Regions from separate parts of the Mus musculus genome. Here region 1 is linked to region 2. Evidence: chromatin loops called from intact Hi-C (ENCODE). Cell type or tissue: heart. All regions are shown on one strand.

Region 1 (2,500 bases), 500 kb after region 2:
TGCTATGTAAGATTAGATGGTTTCGCATGCATGGAAGGATGCCAGGGAGAAGCTCAGGAAATGAATAACACTTGCCTGCTCCAACAAGACATGTCAGCTTCCGTTGCTATTGTCAACTTGAATTCTCCACTGGGTAAGCCCAGATTCAAGATGTGCATGCAATAATCCTGTGATAGAACCAGAAACAGAAAATACCTTTTCAGGTAAACTAATAAGGCTGATTTTAACTTGGCTGTGACAGCTACATTTGAACAATTAAAAATCAGTTCACAGTCTTGGGTTTAATAGATGGGTAAGTTTATCAGAGAGTAACCAATTAAACTTCTGTGAGCAGGGAACAAAAGGGTAAAGAATGGCTTGAGCATTGACTCAGCCTTGACCTTACTCTCTAGCAAAAGGACGGCAGGATGCTCTTTGGGGGAAATGTTAAAGCTTCAGAGCCTATTGTTATTGGCTGAATGAAGGAATGAATGTTTGATACGCAAACTCTTTTCATCTCCTAATACATAGTTAATGCTCGGTAGTTTGGGGAATCTGAATATCCTTTGGCTGATTCTTTATCAAGACGCCAGATTAAAATCAGAAGTGGTGATGCTTCATAATAACTGCATAAACAAGTGGTTAGGTAGATGGATAAATACTTATACATACATACATACATGCATACATACATACAGATGTATGGACATGCGTCTGCTTGGCTTGATACTAACCAAAAGAGGCCAAATGGACTAAGGCCATAATGTAAGTAAGAATGAAGCCAAATGTATAGCAGTGCAATGGGTCATTTGGTCAGTGACACACAGTCCTTTACTAGAAGCTCTCAATCTTCTGTAAGAGGTTAAAGATTGATCAAAGACAACTTATGTACAGCTTGCAAGACTTTATTTAGTACATCCTTTCGAGTCAATATGCTGGGACTAAATTGAAAGCAGTTTAACTATGCTCAAAATTAGATATCTAGAAGTACGATTTGGTCTGCTCTAAGAGCAGGCAATAAGGAACATTTGAAATGAACACCATAAAGTCCATCTGGAGGGCTAATGGGTTGTGACTCCATTCCCCCTGCCAACATACACACACACACACACACACACACACACACACACACACACACACACACACACACACACAAGAAGGTAAGGGAAAGTCCAGAAAATAGCTGATGTTGAGCACAAATATCTTCCTCGGAGGAGGCCCAAGAGCTGTACCAATTGGGTCTTTACGTAACTCTTCATATCAATAGTCACCATCGGAATTGTGTAGAAGAGGCTGCAGTCAAACAGGGAAAAAAATGGAGCATAAGAACTTTGATGATTTTGTAGTTAAAAACAGAAGAGACTAGAGAGCAATCGCTTGTTGTTAGGGAAGAATTCTATAGTGAGTTTGGCCAGAAGACCTGCTAAATGAAATAACTTTACCATATTTCATTTATATTATTCAACTGTGTGTTGCAGGCTAGGGCACCAGGAGAAAGCCACATGGGATCATAGCCATCAATAACAACACAAACGATAGCATTCCCTGTACCTTCCTTGAATGAAAGGCTTTGTGTTTTCACAAAGCACTTTGCATCCATTATCTTTTTACCTCTTACCACACCCAAGGAAGGTAGGAGGCAAGTATTACCTCATTTTGCAAGTGTTAAAGTTGAGGTTGGTGAAGTCAACAAATAATTAAATGTATTGACACTCAGAAGACGTCTTGTAGAAGATATTAACCCCAATGGAATAATGGGTGTTAAGATTCTGTTATGTAGCAATGATACAAACAGGACAAAGAAAACTGCAATGTTAAATAAAAAAATTAACCAAGATGATATGATCCTGAACAAACCCTGAAATACATTGAGAGAAAATATATTAATATCTTCTAACCAATGATGGTTTCGCATAAAATAACAACGACATGTGGTACACATAGATACATGCTGGCTGAGAACACCTATACACTTAAACATTTTAAAGAGTTTTAAATATTTTTAAATAGAAGAAAAACTTATTACTTTTTGTGGCAATGATATCAAACGAATCGAGGTTCTGTCACCTTAAATATCCAGGTTCTTACTTGCTTTGTTGCTGCTTCAGAGAATTCTCCTGAGTGCCTTACACAGGTTGACCTCACGCTCCACCTCCGCCCTATCCTTTCAGCCCCAGGCCTAAGTATTTTAAACAACCCTCAGTACACATAGCATAAGTTGCCTGTCAGTTTTAGATCAAGGGCCCACATTATCTGGCTGCAGAAACCAAAGCAAAAAGCAACTGCCGTTGGACTATAAATGAATGGGCAAATGACTACCTGACTAAGTCAATGGAGAAATACATAAAATAATTTCTCAAAACAAAGGAAACATATTTAGTTCATCTTCTTCTTTGTAAGTGTTCCCAATTTTCCTTTATAAATGATATCTAACTCAGATCTAACTCTGTGGCCAAGAGGAACAGGAAAGCACTAAAGGGAGAAAGCTGGGACCAATGGTGATGATTTTCATGGAGAGTCA
Region 2 (2,500 bases):
TGGGTTAAAGTCTCCTGTCCTTTGTGAACAACATGCCCGGGCTTGCATTGAGATAAAGCAGGGAAAGGGAGAGTGTCTTGCTGTCTACCCTGCAGTGCTAAGGAAGCACCTTTGCCCAGTGTTGGAAGTAGCTGAGCTGAATGTCTTCTTAACTACTAAGACTGGACTTACCTATGCTTGATAGTGGCCTGGAGGAAAAACCATTTGCCCTTATTAATTTGGAATTCTGCATGTCACTCTTTCCCTGTTGGCAAGGACTGAGCACTGATATTTTATTAAAGGCCTGTATAATCTTTGGAACACAGAACTCCAATGTGAAGTGACCGCTTACGTACTGTGTTAACCGAGACAATAGGACGGGCATGGAGTTCGCAAAACTTCGTGGTTCTATGAAAAATGTATTGATAATAGCTATTTAAATCGTCTAGGACCCCGTTTCTTCACCTGTAAGATGGGAAAGATGTAGACTAGGCTATGTCCCTTCAAAACAGGTCCACAGGTAGCTAGACTATGTCACCCTCAATGTAACCGCTGAGTCGGGATAAGTTTGAATTGAATTAAAAGATAGGTAGACACAGAAAGCCTGAAAGTGGCACACCACTTTTTTGTAAGGAAAAAGAAAAAAAATCACATTTATTAAAAGAAGTCTCAAGTTCTAAGTCTCCAGAACCAGACAAAAAGAACGATTCTAAGTAACAAACTTATCAGTGAAAAACATAAACTCTTCCCTATTTACTCCCTTGTTCCCGACTGCCTTTTGTTTCCTGTCTTTTCCCACACTCTTGTTTTGGCTTCTGATAGCATTCAAACCTCAATTCTAAGCCACTTTGGAGGGTACTCTTTTTGTTGTGAATGGAGAAACTTGTGGTTCTGCAGTTTATCTGCCCAGCCCGAGGAACCACAGTGATAATTTGAAAGGGTAGAAGGAAAATGATTTTCCCTCCCCTAATATGGCAGACTTTTTCATTCAGGATTGTATTAAGATGATATAGACAGGGCCGGGCAGTAGTGGCGCACACCTTTAGTCCCAGCACTTGGGAGGCAGAGGCAGGCGGATTTCTGAGTTCAAGGCCAACCTGGTCTACAGAGTGAATTCCAGGACAGCCAGGGCTACACAGAGAAAAGAGAAACCCTGCCCCCCCCCCCAAAAAAAATGTATACAGCATTTCAAAATAGCTACCAGCGGTTAATACGGAACCATACGCGCTGGAACAAGGAAGAAGGAAAGTCTCTGAGATGGTACAACTGAACAGTAAAATCTGTAAAAACTGAACAGCCGCCTTTATTCTCCACTATACCCCACTGTGGGACCTTAGATTGACTCTGTGTACCAGGGCGGTGACATTGCTTAGTGACATTAGATCCACGCAATCTGAATCACCTAGTTGGAACAAAAAGTTATAGATGACTTCAATTGTAGAATTATAATTGGCAACAGAACACTTTTAGCGTTACTGTGGAAGCCAGCCCATATTGTTGCTAAGGAACCTCGGCCCACTTAGACCGTTAATCGTTTTTCTGAAAAAATCCACAGGATGGCGATCTTGCTTAGACTTGTTGCGTACCAAACCTTCTCCAGTCGTCAAGCCCTCGCTCCACTCCAAGGTTAAGAGCCTGGCCTCTGACAGGGGTCACTTATCAGGCGATGGGAAGAGGCTGCAGGGAGCTCAGATACTCCCACGCCACAGCAGGTCACCCGGATCTGCGACCCGGATTGTGCCTGGTTCCCTAGCTGCTCTGGCTCTGCCTGGTGCCCGGTTCCGCAAGGCCGGCCACTGAGCCTCCCGCCTGCGGTGGCGGCGGAGGTCCCCAAGCGCTCCGGGTCTCCGGGTGCCACCCCGCGGGGCTCGCTGGATGACAGGGTGTGGGGCTGCACACAGTCAGGAGGGCGGTGCCAACCCTGCGGCTCCCCCGGGCTGCTACCCCGCATCCCCGCTCCTCCAGGACCCAGACAGGGCGTCCGCCCTTGGGTTTCTGTTTCCCACGTCCAAAGTCAGGGCACGCGACGAACTGGGGGCACTTGGCGTACCGCCGCCTTCAGGCCAGGTCGAAGCCCACGACATCCAGGCGGCCACCCCGCACCTATCCACAGCGCGGACTCCGGGGCCGGTGGGTGGAGCGCTCGCCGTGACGTCACGAGGCCCCGCCCCAGCCAGCCGGCGCGTATTTAAAGCTTCGCTGCTCGCTCTTGCTCGCACAAGCGAAGCAGGACGTCAGACTAGAGAGTAGGGAGAGAGACTGGTGCTCGAGGGACAGGGCTAGCCCGGACGCTTGTCCGCGCCTCGGAGGTGGCAAGTAGGCAGTGTCGGGTGGCGAGGCAACGATGGAGCTCCTGCGGACTATCACCTACCAGCCGGCCGCCGGCACCAAGATGTGCGAGCAGGCTCTGGGCAAAGCTTGCGGCGGGGACTCAAAGAAGAAGCGACCGCAGCAGCCTTCTGAAGATGGGCAGCCCCAAGCCCAGGTGACCCCGGCGGCCCCGCACCACCATCACCACCAT

What was found. Peaks named below come from ENCODE experiments on the same cell type or tissue, not always from the same donor. Only the 100,000 strongest peaks of a DNase experiment are listed, where the experiment ranks them.
Region 1: a loop joins it to region 2, with 5 times the contacts of the local background. A loop is called at or near these places in 4 of 42 quality-filtered maps.

The regions. Positions count from the first base shown.
Region 1 is chr13:110,897,806-110,900,305 of GRCm38, forward strand. 4930526H09Rik (RIKEN cDNA 4930526H09 gene) reads right to left here. Exons shown (of 3, transcript NR_131194.1): 2 at 76-167. Among named protein-coding and RNA genes, the nearest start is that of Gm38397, 4.4 kb to the right of the region's middle. In heart, no CTCF peak of the experiment used is centred here; no DNase peak of the experiment used is centred here.
Region 2 is chr13:110,392,854-110,395,353 of GRCm38, forward strand. Plk2 (polo like kinase 2) reads left to right here and starts at 2,191. Exons shown (of 14, transcript NM_152804.2): 1 at 2,191-2,500. The coding sequence starts at 2,324. In heart, CTCF peaks have their summits at 1,522 and 2,102; DNase peaks (open chromatin) are centred at 1,738 and 2,178; H3K4me3 peaks cover 1,202 bases; H3K27ac peaks cover 1,243 bases.